Linked DNA regions of Homo sapiens: region 2 is linked to region 1. A link is an interaction called in ENCODE POLR2A ChIA-PET data of the cell type or tissue named here. Cell type or tissue: PC-9. All regions are shown on one strand. Links, peaks and the distances in the headings refer to the core of each region. The heading gives the core; the rest is flanking DNA. Region 1 has its middle 11 kb from the start of IBTK. Region 2 has its middle 16 kb from the start of TPBG.

What was found. Peaks named below come from ENCODE experiments on the same cell type or tissue, not always from the same donor. Only the 100,000 strongest peaks of a DNase experiment are listed, where the experiment ranks them.
Region 2: POLR2A ChIA-PET joins it to region 1 with 12 read pairs; 4 of 35 experiments call an interaction of 5 or more read pairs at or near these places.

What each region holds. Positions count from the first base shown.
Region 1 is chr6:82,250,719-82,266,314 of GRCh38, forward strand. It overlaps the pseudogene LOC100132659. Among named protein-coding and RNA genes, the nearest start is that of IBTK, 11 kb to the left of the region's middle. RefSeq lists a silencer at 14,194-14,488. In PC-9, for the core only: a CTCF peak has its summit at 6,842; a DNase peak (open chromatin) is centred at 9,783; H3K27ac peaks cover 529 bases.
Region 2 is chr6:82,372,478-82,388,073 of GRCh38, forward strand. No RefSeq gene overlaps it. Among named protein-coding and RNA genes, the nearest start is that of TPBG, 16 kb to the left of the region's middle. RefSeq lists an enhancer at 8,806-8,855. In PC-9, for the core only: no CTCF peak of the experiment used is centred there; no DNase peak of the experiment used is centred there; H3K27ac peaks cover 1,456 bases.

The DNA.
Region 1 (15,596 bases), core at 5,020-13,019:
CTACTAAAGAATACAAAAAAAATTAGCCGGGCGCAGTGGCGGGCACCTGTAGTCCCAGCTACTCGGGAGGCTGAGGCAGGAGAATGGCGTGAACCTGGGAGGTGGAGATTGCAGTGGGCCAAGATAGCGCCACTGCACTCCGGCCTGGGTGAAAGAGCGAGACTCTGTCTCAATAAATAAATAAATAAATAAAAAGATTGCAGTGATGGGCGGAGGGAGTAGAAAAAGAATAGTACAGGCATCAAGAGTGGAGCACTGCAGAAATATTTCTAAGCCACATGGCATCTATAATAAACTCCCTAAATACCATTTTTCCAAAATAAATTGGTAGTACTATCCTTTATAATTAAAAGTACTGACATCATTATGTGTATTTTGCTGTCTTTCAAGTTGTATAGGAGTAGGAAATGACAGTGCTGGTGGCAGAAGAGAAAACACTAGAATTTGATTAGAAACCCAAACCTGATTAGGTTCTACAAGAATGATTTTTAGAGGAAGATCAATAGTGCAGCTGGCCTAGAGATGACTGGAACCTTATTGTTTAGCCTCATTCTCTTCTACTCCACACCATCTTCTACAGGACATCACTGGTTGACTACAACTTTCTGGCACACAAATTAAGTACCTCACATAAATCACATATCTCACCTCAGGTTTGCCATTAGGGAAGATAGCACTGAGCCTATTATCTCAAGCACAAAAGTTCTAGGCACCTGACGGACTCATGTCGGCTTGGATTAGGTGAGGAATCAAGGATAACATGATTGACATCCTCTATTAGAGTCATGGTTAAAGCAGAGTGAAGAGTAGTTCCCCAAAAGAAAGCAGGGTGAGGCAGACAAAACAATAGGCCACATAGGGTGTTTGTGTTCTTCTGGATTCAGGTGTATGGTCCCAGCTGCGTTCTTCCTATAGAATCATTATCTTTCCAATCCTTACTTACAGAGGGTCACCTCCCCACATATCTGTGAAGACTTTCCGGATGGCCTTTCCTAGCAATTATTCCCTTTATACTGCTTCTATCACTTAGTCATATAATGTATCACACTGTTTTATTTTTAGATTTGTTAGTTTTACTCCTGGAGACAAGGATTCTAGAGGCAAGGTGCCCAGATATAAAGTTTTACTCCTATGCTTACTATCTGTGAGATGTCAGGCAAGTTACATAAACCCTCTAAGCCTAGTTTCCTCATCTCTGAAATAGGGTTAATAGTATTGCTTTCATAAAGTTCTTAAGAAGTTTAAATGAGATTTTATATATATATATAATATAATGTATATATTATATATATGAAGCTCTTAGTACAACTCTTAGCAACTTAATTGACATAACCTGAAATGAACTGCCTGGATGAATCTGTTTCCACCAAATTAAAGGGTGGGATGGGGAAACAAAGAATAACCCACAAGGTGGCAGTATTTGAATGTAACTTTAGAATCTTATGTTTAAAAGCATAGTCCACCAAAAAAATCTGAAATTCAAGGCAAATACTGGAGAAATTCAAGGTAAATTCAAAGCCTAGATGAAATAAGCAGAACTTTGAGATAAATCAAACTTATAAACTTAACAGGCTTAGTATTCTATTACAATCAGAACACTGAACTCCTAAAAGTCTTCCCTTTACGATGACTGAAAAATGTATCATTTGCCTTTCTCAGCCCATCTTACTGAGAATTGCTCCTATTCCTTTTCTACTTAGCTAAATAATTAAATCTGTGTTGTCACTATTAGAAAGAGAGAGAGAGAAGAAAGAAAAAGAGTGAGTTTGATACATAGTGGTTGGAGCCTTCTCTTCATGCCATAAATCCCTAGGACTGATAGAAAAGACATACTTAGGCCGGGTGTGGGGGCTCACACCTGTAATCCTAGCATTTTGGGAGGCCAAGGCAGGCAGATCACCTAAGGTCAGGAGTTTGAGACCAGCCTGGCCAACATGGTACAACCCCATCTCTATTAAAAATACAAAAATTAGCCGGGCATGGTGGCAGACACCTATAATCCCAGCTACTCGGGAGGTTGAGGCAGGAGAATCACTTCAACCAGGGAGATGGAGGTTGCAATGAGCCAAGATCACACCACTGTACTGCAGCCTGGGCGACAAGAGCAAAACTCTGTCTCAAAAAAAAAAAAAAGAAAAGAAAACATACTTAACATACTTAAACTTATCAGTGCATTGGAAAACAAGAACCTTGGCCATTGAAGGTCCAGAACTTATGAAGAGTCCTTGAAAAGTGGATAAGAGGCTAGATTGGGAAAAAGTAACAGCCTGTGGTGTTGTGATATATATATAGGTTTTCATCCACAGCTCTTGGCTCATAACTCCCATAGCCCTTGTTACAGTCATTTGTTATAAAGTTGGGTATGTTAGACCTCAGGAACAGGCCTCTGACCTTCTCCTGCCCTTCTTCCATAGTTTCCGCACCTTTCTGACTCTGGGTCTTAAGACCCTCCCACGAGAGAGTCCCACCCTATACCCTGCGGGAAGGAATGCTGATGTCCTGAAGCTTCCATAAAAATCCAAGAGGACAGAGTTCATGAGCTTCCAGATAGGTGAACACATGGAAATTCCTGGAGGGTGGCACACACAGGGAGGGCATGGAAACTCCACGTCCCTTCCCTCATACCTCACCCTACGCGTCTCTTCATCTGTATCCTTTGCAATATCCTTTTTAATAAACCAGTAGGCCAGGCGCAGTGGCTCACGTCTGTAATCCCAGCACTTTGGGAGGCCGAGGCAGGCGGATCACCTGATGTCGGGAGTTCGAGACCAGCCTCACCACCATGGAGAAACTCCGTCTCTACTAAAAATACAAAATTAGCCAGGCATGGTGGCAAAAGCCTGTAATCCCAGCTACTCGGGAGGCTGAGGCAGGAGAATCGCTTGAATCCGGGAGGCAGAGGTTGCAATGAGCAGAGATCATGCCATTGCTCTCCAGCCTGGGCAACAAGAGCAAAACTCTGTCTCAAAAAACAAAAACAAAAACAAAAACAAAACAAAAAAACAGTAAATATAATTATTTCCTGAGTTCTTTGAGCCACTCCAGCAAATTAATAGAACTCAAAGAGGGAGTCATGGGAACCCCAACTTGAAGCCAATCAGTCAGGAGTTCCGGAGGTCTGAACTTCTGACTGGTGTAGGGGGATGTCAGAGGTATTTGAACCATAGTGACTCCATCTTGAATAGGGGCTGGGTAAAATGAGGCTGAGATCTGTTGGGCTGCATCCCCAGAAGGTTAGGCAAGAATAGTCACAGGATGAGATAGGAGACTGGCACAAGATACAGGAAGAACCTGCTGATAAAACAGGATGCAGAGTCGGGGAAAAGCGGCTCACGCTTGTAATCCCAGGGATGGGAGGCCGAGGCAGGCAGATCACCTGAGGTCAGGAGGTCAAGACCATCCCAGCCAACATGGTGAAATCCCGTTGCTACTAAAAATACAAAAAAATTAGCCTGGCATGGTGGCAGGTGCCTGTAATTCAGCTACTCAGGAGGCAGAGGCCCACGGAGGTTGTAGTGAGCCAAGATTGTGCCATGGCACTCCATCTCAAAAAAATAAAATAAAATGAAACAAAATACAAAAAATTAGCTGGGTGTGGTGGTGCACTCCATCTCAAAAAATAAAATAAAACAAAATACAAAAAATTAGCTGGGTGTGGCGACACACTCCTATAATCCCAGCTACTCAGGAGGCTGAAGCATGAGAATTGCTTGAGCCTGGGAGGTGGAGGTTGCAGTGAGCCAAGATCACACTCCAGCCTGGACAACAGAGCAAGACTCCGTCTCAAAAAAAGAATAGAAAAGAAATGCATGGAAAAAGATATAAGCACAATAAAGCTGGAGTGGCTATTATAATAGCAGAAAAGCAGATTTGAGACAAAAATTGTTGCCAGTAGCTGGGCGTGGTGGCTCACGCCTGTAATCCCAGCGCTTTGGGAGGCTGAGGTGGGTGGATCACCTGAGGTTGGGAGTTCAAGACCAGCCTGACCAACACGGAGAAACCCTGTCTCTACTAAAAATACAAAATTAGCTAGGCATGGTGGTGCATGCCTATAATCCCAGCTACTCAGGAGGCTGAGGCGGAAGAATCACTTGAACCCGGGAGGCAGAGGTTGTGGTGAGCCGAGATTGCGCCATTGCACTCCAGCCTGGGCAACAAGAGCGAAACTCTGTCTCTAAATAAATAAATAAATAAATAAAGATAAGTAAATTAATTAATTAATTAAATAAAATTAAAAAATTGTTGCCAGAGATAGAGGGCTATTTGATAATAATAAAAGGGTCAGTTCTCAGCAGGGTGCAGTGGCTCATGCCTGTAATCCCAGCACTTTGGGAAGCTGAGGCAGGCAGATCACAAGGTCAGGAGATTGAGACCATCCTGGCCAACATGGTGAAACCCTGTCTCTACTAAAAATACAAAAATTAGCTGGGCGTGGTAGCACGTGCCTGTAGTCTCAGCTACTCGGGAAGCTGAGGCAAGAGAATCGCTTGAACCCAGGAAGCGGAGTTGCAGTAAACCGAGATGGTGCCACTGCACTCCAGCCTGGGTGGCAGAGCCAGACTCTGTCTCAAAAAAAAAAAAAAAAAAAGAAAAAGAAGGGTCAATTCTTCAGAAGAAATAATGTGTATGCAGTTTTGCTACAGATGTAGTAAAAGAAAAAAAAAAGAATAATTTGTATATACCTAATCATAAAGATTCACATTCCTGATAACAGAACTTCCAAATACATGAAGTGAAAATCAACTGAGCTAAAAGGAGAAATAGACAATTTCATGATCTCAGCAGGAGATTTTAACACTCTGCTCTCAGCAATAGATAGAACAGTTAAACAAAAAAAAATCAAGAAATTCATAGGTGTTTTGAACAATACTATAAACCACCTTGACTTCTGTGATGGTTAATGTTATGTGTCAACTTGACTAGGCCACAGAGTGTCCAGACATTTGGTCAAATGTTATTCTGTGTGTGTCTGTGCGGGTATTTCTGGGTTCAAGTAACATTTGCATTGGTAGGCTGAGTAAAATAGACTGCCTTCTTTAATGTGAATGAGCCCCATCCAATCAGTAGAAGACCTGAATAGAACAAAAGGGAACTCCTCCTTCTTGATTGCTTTAGAGCTGGGACATCAGGTTTTTTCCTGCTTTCAGGCTTAGACTTAAACATGGGCTTTTCTTGGGTCTTGAGCCTGCTGGCTTTCATTCTGATACTACAACATCAGCTCTTCTACTTCTTGGGCCTTTGGACCAGGACTGGAACTATGCCATTTGCTCTCCTAGATCTCCAGCCTGCTGACTGCAGAGCTCAGACTTATCAGCCTCCACAATTACATGTGCCAATTATTTATAATAAACCTCTCGCTCTCTCTTTCTCTCTCTCTCTCTCCCTCCCTCTCTCTCATCTACACATCCTACTGGTTCTGTTTCTCTGGTGATCTCTGACTGATACAACCTCATTGATGTTTATAAAGCACCACATCCAACAACTCCAGAATACATTTTGTTTTCAAGTGCATGTGGTATGTTCAGCAAGATAGACCATATAGTGGATCTTAAAATGTCTTAATAAATTTTTAAAAATTGCAATCATACAGAGTATGTTCTCTGATCACAATGGAACTACATTAGAGATCAATAAAACTAAGATCTAGGGAAACTTCAAATATGTGTAAATAAACAAGATATTTAAAATAATCCATTGGTCAAAGAAGAAATCACATAGGAAGTTAGATAGTATTTCACACTGAATGAATAAAAATACAACATATCAAAATTTGTATGATGCATCCAAAGCAATGCCTATTCAGAAATATATAGCTTTAAATGCTTATGTTGGTGAAGAAGAGATGTCTAAAAATCAATGACCAAAAGTTCCACATAAATAAGCTAGGGAAAAAAAGAGCAAAGTAAATCCCGAAGTAAGTGGGAGGAAATAAAGATAACAACAGAAATCAATTAACTAAAATATAGGAAAGTAATAGAAAAAATTAGCAAAGCTGAAAATTGTTCTTTGAAAAGATCAGCAAAATTGATAAACTCCTTGCTAGAATTAGTTATTTAAAAAAAAAAAAAAAAAAAAGGCTGAGCGCAGTGGCTCATGCCTGTAATCCCAACAGGGGATTACAAAGAGGCTGAGGTGGGCGGATCACCTGAGGTCAGGAGTTCGAGACTAGCCTGGCCAACATGGTGAAACCCCGTCTCTACTAAAAATACAAAAAAATTACCCGCGCATGGTGGCAGGTGCCTGTAATCTCAGCTACTTGGGAGGCTAAGGCAGAAGAATCACTGCATGTACCTGGGAGGTGGAGGTTGCAGTGAGCCGAGACCTCACCATTGCACTCCAGCCTAGGCAACAAGAGTGAAACTCCATCTAGAAAGAAAGAAAAAGAAAGAAAGAGAGAGAGAGAGAGAAGGAAGGAAGGAAGACAAACATCAAGAATTTCAAGAGTCTGAGATTGTACCCTCCTGTTAAAGCTAACAAGTTAATCTGCCAGAGTTTCACGGAATCTGGCCTGCTAAATGAGATTCCTAAGCCAGAGACTAGCACTTTACCACTCACAGCCAGCAAGCAGCATGAGCTTCACATTTGCATTAGTTCTTTTAGACCCTCAAGTCCTATGAGAAAGACACAGAGTGGCCCAGGTAGGTGTTATAGGTGTTATAAATGTAGTGGGTTGGCATCTCAGTTAAGGAAACCCAGGCTTAGTAACTTAATCCTTTATAGTAGACTGCAAGAAAACCTGACTGACTTTTACCCCTGAGGTAGAAATTATCTTTATTGTACCAGAGAGTTAAAATAAAAAAAAATAAAAAAAAATAAAAACCTGTCCCTGCTCTAGAGGGCTCCACTGTCACTATTTACCAAGTGATTTGCAATACAAACATCTTTAAAAGATAACTCAGAACAAAGGCTGTCAGTGCCTCTACTCACAGGACCTGCAGAAACATGAAGGAACCCACAGGAAATTTGTTCCCAACAAGAGCACCAATTGCCAATATCAGGAATGAAAAAGTAGTTATCACCACAGATACCACAGACATTAGAACAAAAAATAAAATAAAATAAAGTAAGAGAACATTGTGAACAACATTAGGTTAAAAAAAAGTTGCCTTTGAGAAGTTGAGGGTAGGGATTGACTGAAAAGGAGAATGAGGAAACTCTCTGAGGTTGTAGAAATATTCCATATCTTGATGGAGGTGTAGGTTACATAGGGTACATGCATTTATCGTAACTCCACAAATATACAGTTAAAATTTGTGCATTTCGTTGTTGCAAATTTTACCTCAAAAGGAAAAAATGGGCTGGGCGCAGTGGCTCATGCCTGTAATCCCAGCATTTTGAAAGGCCGAGGCGGGCAGATCACGAGGTCAGAAGATGGAGACCATCCTGGCTAACGTGGTGAAACCCTGTCTCTACTAAAAATACAAAAAATTAAAAAAAAAAAAAGAAAAAAATACAGAAAATTAGCCGGGCGTGGTGGCACACACCTGTAGTCGCAGCTACTTGGGAAGCTGAGTCAGGAGAATCACTTGAACCCAGGATGTGGAGGTTGCAGTGAGCCAAGATCATGCCACTGCACTCCAGCCTGGGCGACAGAGTGAGACTCCGTCTCAAAAAAATAAATAAATAAACAATATAAACCTTAGTAATGATTTTTATACTGAAGTGTTTCAGGGTAAAAGTATTTAGGGATAAATGATCAATATCTGCAATTTACTCTGAAATGCATAAAGGGATGAACAAATGGGTAGATATGTGATAAGGCAAATATATTTAAAATGTTAATGGTTTAATCTCGATAAACATATTTGTTCACAATAATATTCTTCTAAGTTTGTTGTATGCTTCAAAATTTCTAAATAAAAAAATGGAAAGAAAAAGAGACTTAAAAAACATGTACAGTCATGCATCACTTAACAATGGAGACACATTCTGAGAGATGTGTTGTTAGACAATTTTGTCATTGTGCCCACATAATAGAGTATCCTTACACAAACCTAGATGGTATAGCCTACTACACACCTAGGCCATGTGGGTTAGCCTATTGTTCCTTGATTACAAACTTGTACAGTATGTTACTGTACTGAATAGTGTCAGCAATTGTAACCCAATGGTACTTATTTGTGTGAGGAAACATAACTAAACATAGAAAAAGTACAGTAAAAATATGGATTATAATCTTTTGGGACCACTGTTGTATTATGTGCTGTCTTTGACCAAAATGTTGTTATACAGCATATGATGGTAAATCAGTTACAATAAATGGACCTTACTTGGATAATGATTTGGACACATAAGCTGTAAAATCAAATAGTATGACATACTAGCAATAATTTGAACACTGGCTTGTTACTTGTTTATTGTTTTTATTTTATTTTATTTTATTTTTTTAGACAGAGTCTTGCTCTGTTGCCCAGGTTGGAGTGCAAGAGTGCCATCACGGCTCACTGCAACCTCTGCCTCCAGGGTTCAAGCAATTATCCTATCTCAGCCTCCCAAGTAGCTGGGATTACAGGCACACACCACCACACCCGGCTAATTTTTTGTATTTTTAGTAGACATGGGTTTTCACCATGTTGGCCAGGGTGGTCTCGAACTCCTGACCTCACGTGATCCACCCACCTTGGCCTCCCAAAGTACTGGGATTACAGTCGTGAGCCACTGCGCCCAGGCTGTTTACTGTTTTTAAGCCTGTGTAAGAGAAGCTGTTGGCCCTGGGCTCCACAGTCTCTCACCCTTACCACTTCAGGGCATGCTACCCTGAATTTAGCAGCCAACAACTGCATTTCTTTGCCTGAAGACTTTGCCTCCTGAAGTCTTGTTGGCCTGCCCCTGTGGCTTTCTGCAAGTGCTGAGGAGGTAATGCTTGCCCAACTCAGATTCAGCCATCTGCGAAAGTCTTACTTAGAACCTTCCTTTTTCTGTCTCACTCCCTCCACTTCCCCACTGATGTTTCCCTCTCTCAGATGACTTGCACTTAAATTTTTGTCTTTGTTTCAGCTTCTGGAGGAACCCAAAGTGTGACATTGGGATAATGGCATTTCAGTTATTTAAAAACAAACAAACAAACAAACAAAAAGACTTTTTAAGTTTGGGAGATATTTACTGAAATATTACAGATAAAATTATATTACTTGGGATTTGTTTCAAAACACAAGTGTTAGTGGGGAGAGTGGATAAAAATATAGATGAAAAAAATGTTGGCAAGGCTTAGTGGCTCACGCCTGTAATCCCAGCACTTTGGGAGGCCAAGGTGGGCAAATCACTTGAGGTCAGGAGTTCGAGACCAGCCTGGCCAACATGGTGCAACTCTGTCTGTACTAAAAATACACAAATCAGCTAGGCATGGTTGTGGACACCTGTAATCCCAGCTGCTCAGGAGGCTGAGGCATGAGAATCGCTTGAACCCAGTGGGTGGAGGTTGCAGTGAACTGAGATTGCACCACTGCACTCCAACCTGGGCAACAGAGCAAGATTCTGTCTCAAAAAAAAAAAAAAGAACTAATTAAAGTGAAAAGACTCACATGACAATATCTGGGGTGGAGGAAAAATCAAGCTATCTCAATGTGAGAGGGGAGGCATTTCTACAAGGCCTCTGAGACCATTTGGCCTATGACATTTACCTCACCTTTTTTAAGACAAGACCTTCTAGTTGTGACTTGAATTTGATATTCAACCACTTAACCTAAGACCCATTACTTGAAGTTTATTGTTGCTGCAAATTAAAATCCACAGGGAGCAGACATGCACTACGGTTTTATTTGCCAATGTAAGTGCAGTGTGACTCACATCCTCCCTTCAGGGGGATCTTAGCTAGATAAAACTTTTCCAGGGCTCAACTTTTCCTGGAATAGCTTTGTCATTAAAGACATAGGCACTGAATCAAAAGCTAATTGAATCAAAACTGCAGACAATTTAATCTGGAATTCTAGACCCATTTAGTGCATAAGTAATTGGCATCGAGTGTCTTTTATGCAAGGATGCCAACTGTTTCTGGGTCCCACAGCAATCATTGCCAGTTTTAAAGACAGTGTTTTAAACTTCTCCAATCTGTTTCCACATCCAGTAACATAAATATTTCAATGTAATGCCAACCCATAAATATTAGCTGATGATCACGATCTAAACTGTATTTCAAAAAATAAGAGGCATCCATTAAAAGGGTTTTAAAATATTTTATTCACACTTTTCATGGAAATCTTTTTCTAAACTTCTAATTGCACTAGAGAAAATACCAGTAAAATCTTCTCATAAGGATGACCATGAAGGACTTCTGTTTATCTTTATTAAATGTAGACCCAACACATCCCCAACTACAAGTGTTCTACTTCCTCATTTCCTATTTAAAGGAAAGGAAAAAAACTCACTTCCTTTTCTTTACCATTCTTTTGAGACCTATCAAACTGGTAAACTGCTCCATACTGCTCTATTAATAGCAGCTAATGGGTAGTGAGGCACCATAATTGCCTTTTAGTGATGATGCCTTAATTCACTAAATTCATTAGTAAATCTAGTACTGGAAATGTTTTCAGGCACTCATAGTTCAAGAGAGAGAGATTTGGGAACAGGCCAGATCTAAAGCAAGCATTGTCTGGAGTTCTTTGATTTGTATTAATGCTGTGGAATATGAGTCTGTGAAAGGAAAATAAATTTTGGGACACCCTCCACCCCCACCCACTCCTCGCCAAATCACTAAGCCAAAGGAAAAAGTCAAGCTGGGAACTGCTTAGGGCAAACCTGCCTCCCATTCTATTCCTAAAAAAGATAGCTACTAAGATAAAAAGCTACATACCTCTCTCACAAGAAATTTCCTTGTAGAGAAAGGACAGAGAGGACTCAGTCATCTCTCTGCTCACTGAGATAAATGCATATCTGATTGCCTCCATTGGAAAGGCTAATCAGAAACTCAAAAGAATGCAACCCTTTGTCTCTTTCCTACCTATGAACTGGAAGCCCCCTCCCCGCTTTGAGTTATTCTGCCTTTCCACACAGAACCAATGTACATCTTACATATTGTAATCTCTGTAAAATGTACAAAACCAAGCTGTGCCCCAACAACCTTGGGCACATGTCATCAGGACCTCCTGAAGCTGTGTCATGGGCCTGTGTTCTTAACTTTGGTAAAATAAGCTTCCTAAATTGACTAAGACCTGTTTCAGATAAAGATCACTCCTCAGATCTTACTTTGCAGGAGGGTGCTATCTCTACCTATAATAAGCAAAGCTGATTAAGACTAGTTGAATGCATATAAGAATTACATTAAATGCAATTACACATATCTATTGAGCATATTATATATGTAGACACTGTTAGCTAATGCAGAGGATTCAAGAAAAGCAATTTAAAATCTAGTATGGAGAATAAGGTAGATACATAAGTATCACTGATAGTAAAGTGAGACACTGTCATAAAAGAGACAATGGGATTGTGGAGCTACAAAAAGAGAGAGATTACAATCAGTTGAAAGGATCAGGGAAAGCTTCTTCTTTTTTTTTTTTTTTTTTTTTTTTGAGACGGAGTTTCCCTCTTGTTGCCCAGGCTGGAGTGCAATGGTGCAACCTCAGCTCACTGGAATGTCTACCTCCTAAGTTCAAGGGATTCTCCTGCCTCAAACTTCCAAGTAGCTGGGATTACAGGTGCCTGCCACCACACCCGGCTAATTGAAAGCTTCTAGTGGAGTTATTTGTGAAAGAACTGAGGGATAAATAGGAGCATCTGAAAGGAATCTACTTTTTCCATGATTGCTAATGTAGAGAAAAACTATAAAAGACTTTGAAATGCATCAAAAAGATTACTGATGACTTCAGTAGAAAATTAGGTGGTTTAGCTGGGATCATTGCACCTTTCATTGTCTTTGAGATATTTTACAACTCTGCAAATTGTAGATAATGGATAGCAGTGCAAACAAGCTCATATTCACAAACATGCAAATTAATTTTGTCAGGTGGAAACACAACTGATTTCTTTATTTCCATTTCTGTAATAAGCAAGTTTTGTATTTATTTACTTTTTTTAATATAAACTCTCAACTAAGTGATTTTATTCCTGTCCATGATTGCAGACACTTACAAAAACATAACATCTGAGTTCACCTTAAGAAATAACTTACAGCTGGGCATGGTGGCCCATGCCTGTAGTCCCAGCTACTTGGGAGGTTGAGGAAAGAGAATCACTTGAACCCAGGAGGTGAAGATTGTAGTGTGCCCAGATTGTCCCACTGCACTTCAGCCTAGGTGACAGAGTGAGACTCTGTCGAAAAAAAAAAAGAAGGAAGGAAGAAAGGAAGGAAGGAAGGAAGGAAGGAAGAAAAAGAAAGAAAGAAAGAGAAAGAAAGAAAGAAAGAGAAAGAAAGAAAGAAAGAAAGAAAGAAAGAGAAGGAAAGAAAGAAAGAAAGAAAGAAAGAAAGAAAGAAAGAAAGAAAGAAAGAAAGAAAGAAAAGAAAAGAAAGAACGGACGAATGAACTTGCATAAAGCAGGGACATAGATAGCACACAATAGTTCAGGGAGGATGCAGAAGCAACTTTTAGTAATTAAAATGTTAATGTGAATAAAGGATGGAATAAATATCCCTACTTATTTCTACCTAAGATGTTATGTGATAATATTTTACAATGTCCTGAGGGTCAATGTATGTTTGTGTATATGTCCATATAACACACACAGATACAGTACATTCTTCTTCCCACACATATACATACAAACATAATTATTTGCAGTTCAGTTTAAGTCAACTTTAATATGCCACTTTGTACCTTTTCTTTTCTTTTGGGGTGGGGGACAGAGTGTCACTCTGTCACCAAGGCTGGAGTGCAGTGGTGTGATCTTGGCTCGTTGCAATCTCCGCCTTCCAGTTCAAGCAATTTTTGTTCCTCAGCCTCCTGACTAGCTGGTAGTAGACACGATCTCACTTTGTTGCCCAGGCTGGTCCTGAACTCCTAGACTCAAGTAATCCTCCCACCTCAGCCACCCAGGTTCAAGCGATTCTCCTGCCTCAGCCTCCTGAGTAGCTGGGATTACAGGCATGTGCCACAATGCCTGGATAATTTTTATATTTTTAGTAGAGACAGGATTTTGCCATGTTGGCCAGGCTGGTCTCAAACTCCTGACCTCAAGTGATTCACCCACTTTGGCCTCCCAAAGTGCTGGGATTACAGGTGTAAGCCACCACGCCCGGACAGATTCCTTTGTTTAAATGTACGCTGTGATAAATAATTTTCCTTTATGATAGTTCTGTGATGGGCTAGTTCACTGTGGTTTACATGAGGGTACTTGGTAATGGATCACACACTCACTGTTATGCGAGAGGAGTAACTCCCTGAAAAGGATTTTAAAAATTTCCCCCAGTTTTGCAATTATCCCTGAGCCCAGTTGATTACTCAGGCTCATTTTATCAGGAGAATTCTTAGAAATACCGTCCATATCTCCTGAGCCTAAAAGCCATTCATGTGATGTGACTCCATTCCTCCTCCTACTCCATCCATGGTACCATCTGACCCAGATTCCACTGGAAAATTAGGTCTGTTAGGTCTACAACATACTGCATTCATTCATATCTCCAGGGTTGATTAAATCTGCTAGACTAGACATGACGGGTGTTCCTGTGGACCTCACCTCCTGGAGGGCCTATGTAATTCCCAGGAGATGTTGAGGAGTATGGTACTGAATTGGCATTTGTTGGGTTTGGCCAAGATCTGCCACCCTCCAGACCCATGTTCATTCTAGGCATTCCAGAGCCACCTAAAGCATTCACTGGGCATCTCATTGCACCTTCATCATTCTGTACTGACAACCAAGGATCAGACTGTGGCCCTCAGGGCACCATTCCTCTTGGAGAAATTGGCCCACCCATACTTAAATGTCCTTGTTGTCAAGTTGGATTCCACTGGGGAGTAATGGCTGACTTCCTAGGATACTTCCAAGTGCCTCTTTAGGTATCTTCAATGGGAACCTTGGACCTCCAGGGTACCAAGGTGATATAAAAAGATAATCATGGAAGTTTTTTGTTACACTTGAGTGTTCACATGTTTCCTTTGGCTCTGGAGCTGCCAAATAGAGATCCCAAAATACACAACACCAGGAATGTAAGAATCCTGGTGGTTCTCCCAATTTTTTCCCCCATCTTATCTCTGATAAAAATGTTCGGGATGATCTCTGAACTCCTACATGGAGCAGATATTCATATATGTAAAGTGCTAACTTCACCAAGGTGTGGCTGTCACATGGGTTAATGCTGCTGTTACTCTTGCCTTTGCTGTACATTCTTTGCTGAGAGTAACTCCCATTGTCATGCACTTGTTACCCCATCACAGCCTCCCTGGAAACAGCCCTGTCCCCATGGCAACCCATGTAGCCACCTTCACTATTGGCTGCCTCACACCAACGGCTTTTGCATTTGTTTATAGATTTGTTTCCTCATTGCTTATTATATATGTGATATTTTTAATTCTCCTATCTATGAATCAGTTGTAGCATGTTACTGCTTCCCTCATTAATTACAAAGCTATATAAAATCTTTGACGTGTTAATTTTATATATGTATAAAAGTTCTGATTGCATCCTACTTTAAAAATTATTCTTTTTTTCTTCTTTTTTTTGAGATGGAGTCTCGCTGTGTCATCCAGGCTAGAGTGCAGTGGTGTGATCTCGGCTCACTGGAAACTCCGCCTCCCGGGTTCAAGCAATTATCCTGCTTCAGCCTCCTGAGTAGCTAGGATTACAGGCGCCCACAACCGCGCCTGGCTAATTTTTCTATTTTTAGTAGAGACGGGGTTTCACCATCTTGGCCAAGCTGGCCTAGAACTCCTGACCTCGTGATCCACCCACCCAGGCCTCCCAAAGTGTTGGAATTACAGGCGTGAGCCACCATGCCTGGCCAAAAACTATTTTTTAAGACTAACACATTTCATCTAACATGATTTTGAGTAACTCTTTATTAATATACCTTTTTCATTTTTCCCTTTCTTTGACCACTTTATTTATTTTATTTATTTATTTTTGAGATGGAGTCTCACTCTGTCACCCAGGCTGGAATGTACTGGCGCGATCTGGGCTCACCGCAACTTCCACCTCCCGGGTTCAAGTGATTCTCCTGCCTGAGCCTCCTGAGTAGCTGGGATTACAGGTGCCCACCACAGTGACTGGCTAATTTTTGTATTTTTAGTAGAGATAAGGTTTGATCATGTTGGCCAGGCTGGTCTTGAACCCCTGACTTCAGGTGATCCCCCCGCCTCGGCCTTCCAAAGTGCTGGGATTACAGGTGTAAGCCATTGCGCCCAGGCTTATTTATTTATTTATTTATTTATTTAATTTATTTTTTGAGACAGAGTCTGGCTCTGTGGGCCTGGCTGGAGTGCAGCGGCATGATCTCGGCTCACTGCAACCTCTGCCTCCTGGATTTAAGCAATTCTCCTGCCTCAGCCTCCTGAGTAGCTGGGATTACAGGCACACGCCACCATGCCTGGCTAATTTTTATATTTTTAGTAGAGAAGGGGTTTCACCATGTTGGTCAGGCTGGTGTCGAACTCCTGACCTTAGGTGATCCACCTGCCTCAGCCTCCCAAAGTGCTGGGATTACAGACATGAACCACTGGGCCCGTCCT
Region 2 (15,596 bases), core at 5,108-13,107, 120 kb after region 1:
ACCCCCCTGTATTTCTACCTTTTGCATTTTTCCCTTAAGGTAGATCCTTGAGGGAGAATTACTAGATCCAAGGGTATAATCTCTTTTGTTCTAACTTCAAAAAATATTTTTGATGCCTATTTAAATTAGGATGATGAAATATAGATCATAGCTCACTATATGTTTTAAGAGTTTCACATCAAACTTTACATAGTAACGAAATGTCTGTGGACAGGATTTTGAACAGAAGTAAATATGGACCGAGTTGTCAACTAACTTGTCACTGTTTTAAATCCATAAATTTCTATTCTTTGTTAAAATAACAAATTTAGAAGATAGCTAAGCCCATAGCCCAGTTATGAGTGAGTGTGTGTGTGTGTGTGTGTGTGTGTGTGAGTCAGGGTGGGGAAAGACAATGTGGGGTATGGAGGAACATCTGGGAAATAAATTTAGCTAGTTATGAGTTAGGAAGCAGTTATTAAGACAAACCTATATCTTTGCCGAATTCTACTCTTTTATTTATTTTTTTAGATGCCTTGTATGGGTATACTTAGAATTAAGTGAGATTTCATACAAGTGAATTAATTGTACTCATCTTCTTGTTAATTTGCTTTAAAATTTTAGTAAGTTCCCATGAATCATTTTTTCAGATCTTGCATTGGATTTTTAAAAATGAGTTTCTGAGATAAACTTGCTTCTAATCTAGTTGTGAGGACAAGTGATGATAATAACTAACATTTCATGGAGTGCAGCTTTTCACATATAAGATTTATTCTCATTTGAAGAGGAAATTGAGGCTTACAGAGGATAGATGACCTGCCCAAGAACAACTTGGTAGTAAGAATCAGATATGGGATTTGAACTGTTGTTTTTTTCTGGGGAGGATGTTGGGGGAGCCTTCAGGATCCAAGCTCTTAACTCCTGCTCTAGAGGAGATGTGAATGACGATCATGTCTGTGCTTTTTCTAGCATAGAACATGATAAACCCCACCAGAGATTCAAACAAGGTGATATCAGGTTCAAAGTAAGGAGAGATCTTGTCTGGTCAGGAGAATCCAAAAAGGGTTCATGGAAGAGTTAGCTTTTAAGATGATTTTGAAGAAGAGGCAAAGAGAGATGATGGGTAGAAAAGAAAACTCAGGACAGAGAGAATAGCATAAGCAAAGAGAATGGAGGCAATTGAAGACCAAGTGTTTTCTGGGAACAGTAACATTTGAAATGTAATGTTTACAAAGGAGAATAATGGAGTATAAGACTAGAAAGATAAATTTATCTTTCTAGATGGAAGCTATCATAAATAGTTTCTATACAATTTAGTGGACAGTGGGGGAGCTCTTGGAAGTCTACGAGCAAAGGAGTTATATGCATAGCTGTGGCTGTACCCAACAAAGATGAGATCAACACCCTTCCCAAATTGGTTTGGATATCAAGACTGATGAGACCACACACACACCAAGAGAGTATGCACAGGTTTATTACTTGCATAATGTGACTTTTTGGGGAGAGCAGGACTTGGCTTTGTTTTTCATTGTGATCAGGGTTGGAGCCACGTGGAGGCTTCAGGTTTGTCTGGTCTTCACATTCCAGCAGATGCCAAGGGATGAAGTTCATGGGCCCTATTATAGGCTTGCTCAGATATGGGACAAAAAGTGGGAGGAGGAGGAATGGATCTTAAAAACTATGAGTACTCAGACATCACAAATGGAGTCAGACTCTATTACAATTCACCACTGATGTTTGATTGATGACTGAAATGTGCCAGGGCTGATTTAATTGATTTTGAACTTGTTTAAATAAACCATTATTGTACTCTATGAGACTTGCAGCATGAGGTCAGTAAGAGAGGTGAGAGTTCCATTGCATGTCTTCTTCAAAAGTCCATGGTGTGTATTTTAAGAAGTGAAATGCAGGCCTTGGTCATCATCAATAATTTCTGGAACTCTGAAGGGGATAAGAAGTGTCTTGGTGAGGCCTTTTCGTTTAGTTTTAGTGTGGGCTGATGTGTGACATTTGTTTATATTTTGGCTATCTGTAAGGCAAAAAATTCCCAGAGATTTTGTTTTTAGCCCAAAGTGGGGTGACCTTGGATAAGGAATTGCTATTATTGCTACAGATCAGACTAACTGACTAGATAATTAGTAATGCCCCAATAATGTATACAAATAGACATACTGGACCAGTTGTTGGTTAAACATCATGTAGTGCTAAGATGACTGCATGAAGTTTGGTTGGTTGTGCTGGCTCTTGAGTCCCATCCTTGATCAGGGATGTCCTGGTTAGGGAATGAATAGCAGCAGCTCACTAGAGGGCATCATTACATTTTATGGTGACCTTGCATATGAAATCCCTTTTCTGATTACTCAGTTGATCCCAAGAGACTCTCCAGGTGGCCAGTGGGCCTGGAAGAAGGGTGGCCTACAGCACCATTACCTTTGGCAAGGGGCTGAGGACAGGAGAAACCACTTCCTCCTGTAGGTTGGATATGCCAGGAGGCCTAAGTTTGCTTCTGGTCTATAAGTACTATTTCCATTTTTGTCCAGAGGCCTCTATAACTAACTGTGCTGATTGTGCAGAGTGCTGTGTCAATGATCCAAGGCATAAGAGGCAGCTGGGTACATAGGATCACAGGCTTAGGGGCCATGAGGGTATTTGTCTCCAGAAAGGCCCAATGTGCAACCAGCAGTTGATGTTCAAATGGTGTGTGGCATGGGACTGAGGAGGGCAGCTTCCTGTATCAAAAGCCTGTGGGCAACTTACAGGTGATCCAGAGACCCCAGGAGGCATGAGAGGAGGTTGCTAAAACCTCTACAGTGAGGGAATCTCTGGGGTATATTAAGGAGAGTGCTTATTGTGTGTAATTTGAACAGATTCTAGAGCATTTAGTTAAAGGAGACCTCATTCAAGGTGGGCTATATTAGCCCATTCTCATATTGCTAATAAAGACGTACCCGAGACTGGGTAATTTATAAAGGAAAGAGGTTTAATTGACTCACAGTTCAGCATGACTGGGGAGGCCTCAGGAAACTTAGAATCATGGCGAAAGGGGATGCAAAAACGTCCTTCTTCACATGGCAGCAACCAGGAGAAGAGCTGAGTTAAAGGGGGAAAAGCCTCTTATAAAACCATCAGATTCCAGCCTGGCCAGTATGGTGAAACCCCATCTCTACTAAAAATACAAAAATTAGCCAGGTGTGGTGGCACATGCCTGTAGTCCAAGCTACTTAGGAGGCTGAAGCAGAAGAATTGCTTGAACCCGGGAGGTGGATATTGCAGTGGGCTGATATTGTGCCACTGCACTCTAGCCTGGGCAACAGAGTGAGACTCTGTCTCAAAAACCAACCAACCAACCAACCATCAGATCTCATGAGACCTCACTCACTATCACAAGAACACGTCCCTCCCACAACATGTGGGAATTATGGGAACTACAATTCAAGATGAGATCTGAGTGGGGACACAGCCAAACCATATCATTCTGCCTCAGCCACTCCCAAATCTCATGTCCTTACATTTCAAAACACAACCATGCCTTCCCAACAGTCCCCAGAGTCTTAACTCATTCCAACATCAACCCAAAAGTCCAAGTCCAAAGTCTCATCTGAGATAAGGCAAGTCCCTTCTGCCTATGAGCCTATGAAATCAAAAGCAAGCCAGATACAATTGGGGTACACGCATTGGGTAATTCCAAATGGGAGAAATTGGCCAAAACGAAGGGGCTACAGGCCCCATGCAAGTCCAAAATCCAGTAGGGCAGTCATTAAACCTTAGAGTTCTAAAATGATCTCCTTTGACTCCATGTCTCACATCCAGGTCATGCTGATGCAAGAGGTGGGCTCCCACGGTCCCGGGCAGCTCCACCCCTGTGGCTTTTCAGGGTATAGCACCCTCCCTTGCTGCTTTTTTGGCTGGTGTTGAGTATCTGTGGCTTTTCCAGGCACATGATGCAAGCTGTTGGTGGATCTACCATTCCAGGGTTTCAAGGATGGTGGCCCTCTTCTCACAGCTTCACTAGGCAGTGCCCAGTGGTGAATCTGTGTGGAGGCTCCAACCCCACATTTCCTTTCTGCACTGCCCTAGCAGAGGTTCTCCATAAGGGCTCCACCCCTGCAGCACACCTCTGCCTAGATATCCAGGCATTTCCCTACATCCTCTGAAATCTAGGTGGAGGTTCCCAAACCTCAATTCTATGCACCCTCAGGACCAACACCACATGGAAGCTGCCAAGGCTTAGGGCTTGCAACCTCCAAAGCCACAACCTGAACTGTACCTTGGCCACTTTTAGCCACAGCTGGAGCAGCTGGGACACAGGGCACCAAGTCTGAGGCTGCACACAGCAGGGGGGCCTTGGACCTGGCCCAGGAAACCATTTTTCCCTCCTCTGCCTCTGGGCCTGTGATGGGAGGGGCTGCTGGGAAGGTCTCTGACATCCCCTGGAGACATTTTCCCCTTTGTCTTGGTGAATAGCATTTGTCTCCTCATTACTTATGCAAGTTTCTGCAGCAGACTTGAATTTCTTCCCAGAAAATGGGTTTTTCTTTTCAATTTCATTGTCAAACTGCAAATTCTTCTAACTTTTATGCTCTGCTTCCTCTTGAATGCTTTGCTGCTTAGAAATTTCTTCTACCAGATACCCTAAATCATCTCTCTCAAGTTCAAAGTTCCACAGATCTGTAGGGCAGGGGAAAAAATGCCACCCGTCTCTTTGCATAGCAAGAGTGGCCTTTCATAGCAAGAGTGGCCTTTACTCCAATTCCCAACAAGTTCCTCATCTCCATCTGAGACCACCTCAGCCTGGACTTTATTGTTCATATCACTATCAGCATTTTGGTCAAAGCCATTCAACAAGTCTCTAGGAGGTTCCAGACTTTCTCAGATGTCCCTGTCTTCTGAGCCCTCTAAGTCTCTGGAAAGAGACACATTTTCCTGTCTTCTTCTGAGCCCTCCAAATTGTTCCAACCTCTGCCTGTTACCCAGTTCCAAAGTCACTTCCACATTTGTGGGTATCTTTACAGTAGCACTGCACTACCTGGTACAAATTTACTGTATTAGTCTGTTCTCACACTGCTAATAAAGACATACCCAAGACTGGGTAATTTACAAAGGAAAGAGGTTTAATTGACTCACAGTTCAGCATGGCTGGGAAGGCCTCAGGAAACTTATAATCATGGCAGAAGGAGAAGCAAAAACATCCTCTAAACGTGGCGGCAGCAAGGAGACGTGCCGAACAAAAGAGAGAAAAACCCCTTATAAAACCATCAGATCTCATGAGAACTCACTTACTATCATGAGAACAGCTGCATGGGGGTCACCACCCCCATGATTCGATGATCTCCCACCAGGTCCCTCCCACAACACGTGGGAATTATGGGAACTACAATTCAAGATGAGATTTGGGTGAGGACAGAGCCAAACTATATCATGGGCCAGTTTGCAAGTAGCAGCATAAGTGAACTTAAGTAAAATTTGTAAGTAAGGAATATTTGCCTTCAGAAGCCTAAAAAGTCCTAAAAGATTGTTTGCTTATCTTAACATTGCAGGTGTTAAGAGAGGGCCACTAATTGTTTTCTGATAGTATCAGAGCTGGAGTAGTCCTTGACTGACAAAATAATTCCCAGTAATTTAACTGATATGGCAGGGCCTTGTACTTTTTGTTGGGCAATGCCCATTTCTTTTTGTGAGTATTTGTATTTTTTGAATGAGTATGTCAAATGAATCTTTGAAGAGGAGGATGCCATCAACGTAATATCATATCTGTGTTCCTGGAAGAAGGTGGATGTGATGAAGATCATGGCAGCAGAGATTGTGTAGGAGGGCAGGGTTATTGAGATACCTCATGGACAGTCAGGTAAAGTTGTATTGTGTCCCTTTGAAGGTGAAGGCAAATTGGAACTGAGAGGCTGTTGAAATAGAAACTTAATAGAACATATTTGCCACATGTATAATAGGAAAGCATTTTTCAGTTACTGATTGGATAGAGTCAATAATTTCAATAATATCAGGTATGAGAGCCTTAATTGAGGCACCGTGCCATTAAGGTTGTGATAATCTGCTGTTAGATGCCATTCATTGTTATCAAGTTTGAGCGTTGGCCAAACTGGGCAATTAAAAGGGAAAATAGCAGGAATGATGGCGCCTTCCTTTTGGAAGTCTTAGATGGTGGGTTTTAATTCCTGTAGGTCTTGGTTTAATCTATATTGGACTTTTTAACTATTTTAGCTGTGAGAGAAGGTCCATGGTCTTGGTTTAATCTATGTTGGACTATACTAACTAATTTAGCTGTGAGGAAAGGTCCATGGAGTCCCATTTTGGTAAGCCAATTTTAAGTGCCAAAAACTTAATTTTATTTGGGAGACCGAGGTGGGCAGATCACGAGTTCAGGAGATCGAGACCATCTTGGCTAACACGGTGAAACCCCATCACCACTAAAAATACAAAAAATTAGCTGGGCCTGGTGGCGGGTGCCTGTAGTCCCAGCTTCTTGGGAGGCTGAGGCAGGAGAATGGCGTGAACCCGGGAGGCGGAGCTTGCAGTCAGCCGAGATTGCGCCACCACACTCCAGCCTGGGTGACAGAGTGAGACTCCATCTCAAAAAAAAAAAATTAATTTTATTTCGATTTATTACTTGTGAGGTCAAAGAATTCATGTGCACTATGGGATATTTTAGGTCAATGGGCACTGTAACTATGGGAAATTTAGTTAAGGCAATAGTATCAGTGGTAAAGGAGAGACATGAATAATTGTCATCAAAGATAGTGAGCAAGCTAAGAGCAAGAAAAGAAAGACTCCTAGGTGGTGGTGGTCCTCAACTAGACAATGCAGTTGAGTCTACCAGTTGCTTTTTGGTTGCCCTGTGGATGGCAGGATCATCATCTACTCATGACTCCCACCAAAGTGGTTTGAATTTTAAGTTTGAGAATGATACACACACACACACCAAGAGGGTATGAAAGGATTTATTACCCGTATAATGGGACTTTTTGGAGAGAGCAGGGCAGACATCCAAGCTAGTATAGAAGGGCTTAAGCAAAGAGAGGAGAGTGGCTCTGATTTTTATTGTGGGTAGACAGTCAGGCCAGGATAAGGGTTCCTAGGTTTGCTTGGTTTGAATTCCCTCCTGCTTCTCCTCTACCCGCCATTCATGCCAAGGTAGGAGGGGGTTGTGAAGGAGTAAGAAGTAGGGAATGGGAATAACTGTGGATTTATTAGTTTGCCCAGATGTGGGGTGAGAGAATAAAAGGGAGGGGTAGTATATATACATAACTTGTTTCTCTTCTGCATGTATGGTATATGGGATTATGGGCTAAGTGACCCAAATAATTCAAAGTTTTTATTTTTTTATTTTTTGATGTTAAACTATAAACAATCACTACATTTTGATGGCATTTAACATATGTGAAGAATGATAATAAAATAATAGAAAATCCTGGTTAAGATATTGTATATGGAAAAGAGGACCATAGGAATGCCATTTACAAGTCTAAAATGGAAAAAAAAATAGCTCAAAAATGAAGCACTTCCCTTAAAAGAATAGTAACACTATTTTACTTTGACTATCCAGATGTGCTCATAGATTTTCTTTGTGACATTAAATGATCCGTTTTTATGCTATTGGCTGCATCCATTTTTGCAAAAATGCTTTCCAGAAACTGAAACTTAGTTTTGAATATTGGTGTAACACCATTGTAGATAAGTAAGACATTTCAAGCCTTGTTTTGAATGTGTTGACCTTAATTATCAGATCTGAGGTCTGCATTTATCATATGAATCAAATGGTTATGAAGTTCTCCTTTTAAAGTTAAGAAAACTTTGTCATGTCTTTTCAGCTTAATCTTGGTTGGACAGTTGTCCTCTCGGTAGAAAAGCTGAGAACAAGCATTCCTGCCCTTCTCATGTGTCTGCCAGAGTGCTAATCCCTATGTCCTCACCAAGGCCCAGCTTTAAGGGCTCCTCTGCTGCTTATGTAAACTGACCTGATGTACACTGCAATCGAGGTATTTTTCAAATAACCTGCAGCTTCACATACAAATCAGCTGCTTCTTATTTTAAGTGGCTTTATTGGTCATAAAACCAAAATTACCATTCAGTCCAAAGAAACAACTTTTTTCAATTAATTTTAGAATAATATAGAAACTGTATTTTTAGATTGACTTTTCCTACACTTGACTGTTTTGCATGTGCGGGTTGCCATAGTGTTAGTCTTTGGTAAGAGATGTAACAATACAAATCAAAAACAAAGAACCACTGAGCTGGATTTTTCTCTGTGTGTCATCTACCCCTTGATTGGAGGTAATTGCTTTGGCATTGAGAAAACCTGACTCAATTCTTTGACTTCGTGTTAGGAAAAAAATGGCATTTAACTAAACACAACCAGCAATGTTGATGTTTAGGATATTTGACAATTTGTTACTGTCCTTGTTTTGCTTGAGAAACTCAATTTGCAGCCAGCATTTTGCTAACAGAACCGAGTGCAGAAAGCCGATGGTACTTGACTGGATGGGACTAGTTTTGGCCAATCCATGAGTTGAGCAGCGTTCCAAGCCAGATTGAGGCTTGACTCAAGTGGACTTTCTTACTGGCAATGGCTTCTGGAGATTCTGGCAGTGCCGTAGTCTCCACGGGAGACTGAATGCATGAATTTGGATTAAGTACAACCGTGAGTGGCAGAAGTTGAGGTACATGTTTTTTTCTTTCATGTTAAGAGAGGAGGTTTGAATCAAGAAGCGATATGGCAACTTTGTTCCACAAATTTCTCGGGAGATTTCTAGCCTTATTGCTCCTCTATGCCTAGTAGTTAGCCCTAATCCTTTTGGTATGAATTGGCTTGAGTCTAGAATCCTGTGAGGATAAGCCCTTGGGAGGCTCCACTTTGTCCTCCAGTAACAAGTGGACTAGTCTTTACAGGATGCCTTTTATGTCTGTGCGTGTGTGTGTGTGTCAGGAGAGAGGATAAACTCAGCTTCTCTACATATATTTTTTCTGACTCTTAACCATGTAGTTTGCATATTGAAAAACAGAGTATCTATTAATTGCAACTGTGGTGAAAGCCCTACATTTCCTTTTGGGCTATGTGGGGTTTTGTTTTTGTTTTTCCTTCTGTAGCTGAAATGAACTATCTCACTGTGATTCACATTAGTGAGGTTTCAAGAATACTTATTCAAGACTTTCTAAGGGTCAAGGCCATAGGGGCATATGGGGAACAAAAGATGAATAAGAATAGAATTGGTACATTCTTATAATATAAATGGGGCAAATACACAGGTAACTATAATACAAAGCAAAATGTGAATAGAAAGGTACATAGGGTTGTGAAAACCCAAAGGAAAGATTATTTTTATTTGGATGAGTCAGAGAAGACTCCATGGAGTCAATGTTACTGGATTTGGGCTTTGGAGGACTAGAGACTAGAGGCAACCATTGACTGCCTGCATAACAGCTATTCCCACCCCACCCCCATCCTCCTTCTGGATAGTATAGAGGCTATTCATTTTATAGGCTACAATGCTTGCATTTCCTGCCTCCTCAGAAGCTAGAGAATGGGCATGGATGGTTTCTTTCAATTGGCACCTAACAAAGGTCTACTGAAGGCATGCTGGAAAACATTTTCCTTCTCTTTTAAAAAAGATGTATGAGAAGAACTTCTCTCCCCTCCCCCCTCTTTTTTTTTTGAGACAGAGTTTCACTCTTGTCACCTAGGCTGGAGTGCAATGGCACAATCTCGGCTCACTGCAAGCTCTGCCTCCTAGGTTCAAGCCATTTTCCTCCCTCTGCCTCCTGAGTAGCTGGGATTACAGGCATGCACCACCATGCCCAGCTAATTTTGTATTTTTAGTAGACATGGGGTTTCACCATGTTGGCCAGACTGGTCTCGAACTCCTGACCTCAGGTGAGCCACCCGTCTTACCCAAAGTGCTGGGATTACAGGCATGAACCACTGCACCCAGCGTCTCCTTCCCTTTTGATATAGATATGTGAGGATATGATGCCTGGAGCAGTGGCAGCTACCGTGTGACTATAAGGAAAGAAGCCCAGAGACAATGGTCAACATCCCAAAGATAGCAAAACAGAATGATGGAAATCACATGCTTCTTCTAGCTCAGACTTATTGCTATGTAAGGTAATAAATGTTTACATCATTTAAGGCACAGTTAGTTGAGTATTCTGTTACAAGAAGCTTATAAGCATTCTAACTGACAGAGTAGGATTTTTCTAGGTAGTTTGGGGTCATAATGGGGAGTATGGCAGGGTGAGGTTGTATTGGAGAGAGTATCCCAATCCATATAAACAATGTGAGCAGAAGTGTGTAATGGAAAAACTCAGGTTGCATTAGGGAAGTAGCAAATGGTTTGATTTGGTTAGAATAAAGAGAGGATGGCAAGTAGGAGGTAACTGGTAAGATTTGGGACAAGGTCATGAAAAACTTTGGAGCCATGCTTAAAAGCTTAGAATTTATTCAATCAGAAACAGTAAGCTGTGGAAGGTTTTTGAGTAGAAAGAACTAGAATCAAAACTATGCTTTCTTTTTTGAAGAACATCTTCTCTTCTTACATATACTGTATACTTTCTTGTGGTTACACTTTTTTTCCTGTTGAATTTTCTGTCCTGTCAACAAGAACATATAATTTACAAAGTAAAAATTAGAAGTACAGCATATTATGCATTTCATATTGCTGCTCTTTAAACTTTGGGTAACTGCTTAACAATTTTGATTGCATAAGGTAGTTTTCCTCTGATTGACTCTCATTTAAGCATCTCTAGGATCAAATGATTTTATTTTATGGGCAATATGGAGACAAGAAGACCTCCTATTAGTGATTCTCATTCTATTTTTAATATACAATTATTTTGTACTTTTACCAAGGGGTAAACAATTTTTGGTTGTTTTTTAAAAAATGAAGCCTTTTTACAAATTACAAAAAAATTCTTCATTGTTAACTATTTCGGAAATTTTTTGAAAAATGGAAACAAATAAATCAACATAGTTTTTTTACCTTCAGACCCCTATTTCTTTTTAGTTTTTTTTCCTGAAACTAATTTATTGTTAAAAGATTGAAGATGATGCATGAAAATATTTAAATTTAAGTAGAAAATATGTCATTGGCGTAAATAAATCTGATTTCGTGATTTGACAGTAAAATGTTACATTATCATTTAGATAATGTGTTCTTCAGGACACCAGCATATTATTCATTAGGAGTCTTAGTTTAGTTCAAAAAATGAACACAGATTATCTCCAAGTAAACAAAGCAGTTGCTCTTTCTCTGTAAAAACAGAGAAGATTCTCAGTTTTGTTCTGGATTTTCAAAAGACAATCACAATCCAGCAGAGGTTACTCTTGTTCTGAACAAAGCTTTTTATAATTTTGTCAGAGGATTTGCAGCATAATTCCATTATCACAAATTCCGAAAATACTACATACAAGATACAAAATATTTGATAAACGAGGGCAGAATAATAAACGTGGCCTATTTGTAATATTACATCAGACAAAACTAGTTGTTACTATTATATTTGGCATCAAGAATTATCCTTTTGTTTGTAACTTGTAACTTGTTTATTGCATATTGGGACTATTATAACAAACCTCCAACAAAATGGAGGGGGATTTCTAGAAAAATTTAGAGCCATGTTAAAAATCCTTTACATTCATTATGTGAATTGTTTTAAATAGGAAAAGTTTTCGAATTAAAAAAAATTGACTTTATTAGTTCTGAAAATTAAAAAACCCATCTCTCTTTTACAAGAAACCTGTGTAGTTGTGTTTTATAACAGTGCTTCTCAAACTAGTGTGTGGAGGAATTATTCAGAGTGTTTGTTAAAGTGTAGTGTCTGTTTGAGAAGGTCTGGTGTGGAGCCTGAGATTCTACATTTCTAACAAACTCAGTTCAGAAGCCATTGGTCCGGAGGCTACACTTTGAATAACAAGATTTTAGAGGAAGGTAAAAAAGAAAATGTGTTTGGAAAACTGTCTGATAGATAAATTTAACTACACGTAAATTGCTCATGAAATGCTGGCATCAGGAAAGGCTATCATTCAATACTAAACAATTCACAACTGCAATAAGGTATGAGATTTTAACTCAGTTACATTTTCCAAAATATTTTTCTTTTGTGCACTTACTAACTCCATAGCTCTGTCACTCTGACACAACAAGTTTAATCTAGAGTTGACTGCAGACATCAAACATAAAATACGAGTTCATATTTTGGATTTGTGTTTGTAAGGAAACTTGAAATGAGTCTTTTCCAAGTCTTTGAAGATATTTAAATGTAGTCATTTTCATTAATTACTCTTAACAAGTAATTAATACTGTGTTTGGAATTTCACAGGAGCTTATGTCTTTCAAATGCTAAATTTGTGTTTGATACCCTTTTGCAGACATTCAGGCTAATTACTTACTGGCCTTTCATAAACACTCAAGAGTGAGAAAGGGAGAAACCTAAGTAGAGCGAATCCTGTAACTAATAACAGATGAGATGTTCATTATGTAGAGAGTGTTTTTTTATCCTGTAACTAATAACAGATGAGATGTTCATTATGTAGAGAGTGTTTTTGTTTGTTTGTTTATTTCTTTTCATTTCAAAATGTTGAACTTTGGGCATTTAACAGAAATTTAACAGATATTTCTACAAAGCAGATTTTTTCCTCATCTGCTGAGTAAAACCATCTAACATAAGTAAAGGTTAAAGGAAGTAAATATTTATCTCAGTGGTTACAAACTGCATTTTAACAAGTTAGGAGCCGACTCCTCTGGCTCACTGTGTTGGCTCCAGATAGATGGTCCAGGGTCCCCAGGCATGGGAGCAGGGCTCACCCGGCAGGGCTCCTTCGGGTGAGTGTGAACAGGGCCCTGGAGGCAGCTCCTGAGGGTGAGAGCCAGATGCAAATTAGTTTTTTTGAGAACTGGCAGTTTTCTCTGCCTTACCTGTGGATGTCAGCAAACTAGTTGTTAAATGTATTTCTGTCAAGGTTCATTTGTCATATTTCAAATTCTTTAAAGACCAAGTCTGAGGTCAGCAGTGAGGACCACAAATCTTAACTGGAAATTATACCTTTATCATATACTACAAGGGTGTCAAACCCTGGTAAGTCAGTTACTAGCCTGAAGAGATTTTCATTTCACTTTAAATTATCAGATTTTCATTGTCTCCTCATTAGCATGTCAATCTCAGTTTCTATGGTAGGAAAAACTCCCTAATTACAAAATAAAAGTAATTAAAAATAAACCTCCATGAAAGAACAGACAGGTTGAGTCACACAGCTTTAACAGAGGTGTTATGATCTAGGTTATGTGGTATCAGAGACACAGCTGAGTGCTCATTAAATAATAACAGGACATTTCATAATACGTTAGTTCTCAGCATTTTAACCCCTGCTCTCCACCTCTTTTCCTCGTTTTCTCCCCATAGCAAATTGATTTAACCTCAGTTGAGCATTTAATGAGTGTCCACTTTAAGCCAGGCATTATCCAAAACAGCACTGTACTAAGCTTTCATTCTGGCCTCTGCTCTAGCACAGAACCCTCCTCTCACCCTCACATTTATACTTTGTGGCTTTGTACCCTGGGAAGTCTTGAGGAAGCCTTTGGTGACCGAAGCTGTACAGATATGAAGGGATGGTCTCCAGCCAGAGGACTTCAGTCATCTGCATCCATTAAAATGTGTGTCCTGATTGCGCTTCATAACAAATATTCTCAGAATGCCAGAGGCTAAATGGAACTGTGCCAAGTGCTCCATTACACCTGTGCAGCTGGCTAAGCTGCAGAACTGCTCAGGTAACACTTTTTATTTGTTCAAAATTGTTTCCTTTTATAAAACTGCTGTCAAGATAAAAGTACAAAACTTAAAACATTAATTAAGAGGGTTAAAACAGTAGTAATCATTAGAATGACAGCACCAAAACCTTCTAAAGTAAACCAGAGTAAAAGAAAAGCAATTAGTGCTGTTGCAATTTGAATATGTTTTATTTGTCAGAGTTTGAACTTCTTTTATTAAGATATGGGGTTTTGCCTAGATTTAATTTTAAATTAATTTGGCTTTCAATCTGTATGGTATTGATCAAGGGATCAAGATTGTATTGAGTATGGTACTGACTTCTGTCTACTGATTTTCTGAGCCTTTAATACCTCTAATAATGGCCCATACTACTGGTTCCTGCCCAGGTGACTATACAGCATTTACAGGTGCAATCCAGTGGATGCTGTCTAAAAACAAAATGAAGTCTTGGGACTATTATTAACCTCATTTTGAGATGGAATAATAATAATAATAATAATAATAGACTCAAAAGGGTTAAGAGGCATGCACTTTTGGCAGGAATGGGCAAGTGAACCTCAGATGTAGCTGCAATGGGCTTCCAACACTGGACTTTTTCCAGGAAAGGCATTGGCCTCTCTGCTTCTCTTTTGAACACAGCTGATTTAGCCACATTTTGATGTGGCATGGTGTCTGTTAAAGCAATTCCAAACATGAGGGGAATCTCCTTGATGTTATGTTCTATGTATATGTGTCCATGTGCACATGAATGTGTGTGTGTGTGTGCGCGTGTGAGCATGGGTGTGTGTATTTTCACCTCTAACTCTCCTACTCCTGAACCACCAAGCAGTGCTGGGGCTGTGAGATTTTCTGCCTGGATAGTTCCCTCTTGTGCCATCAGATTCTGTCAACATTTCTCTTTATCTTGGATAACTCTTTCAGGAGTCACTTAAAACTAAATGGAAGGTTATAGAACTAATTTAACATTAACAAATTCATTTTTGGTGGTGTTTTTGATGAAAGCAAATAAAAGCGAATGTTTTATTTTCTTTGGTTGTCAGTTGCAGGTTGAGGTAGAATTGAGTAGCAGAAATTAGAATAATGGAAAACAACTTCTGTATCTTTTAAAGCAGCTTTTCAGTTGGAAGATGCCAAGTACAAACTTTAGTACATCTTTTTTTGGCAAATGAATAAGATACTTACAGACAAGGCAGCAGGAGACTTAATACATTTGTGCATTCTCAATATCCTTGATATATCACTACTGTTAACTTACAATAAAGGAGGAAAAACAGCTGGCAGGCTGGAAAATAGTTCTTTCTGAAACCTCGTTTTATGTAGAGTGAAACTTTATATGATGTATTTTTTTATATTCCAGTGATTTTGCAAAATAATAGAATAAATACAAATTGAATACAGCAGTTTTTTTTTCTAGGAAGAACAATTGTTGGGCATTTTTGTGTTACTACTTAGAATTGGGAAAATTGTACCTCCTGGGGATAAAGTGTTAATAATAATGGTAACTGTCTACTTTTAGTAAAAGGTTTATTTACATTACACAAAAATCCTCATTTGGATGAAGCTTTTACATAAGGTGGTTATTTCTGAATAATTTGGTTTCTTTCCTGGTGTTTATGTAGCTCTCCATTTTGTACTCTTCTAGGACTTTCAAAAATGAGTTGAACCCACTGTAACACTTATTGTTTATAATATATCATTAAGAAAAAATACATGTTTCAGAAAGCTAAACCACCCTGTTCTAGGAGGCTCAAACATTTAAATATAATACATTTTTGGAAAAAAATATTGTTTTTTCCTAACTGAAAGCCATAGCAGTTTATATTATTATAAGTTTAAAAAATTTT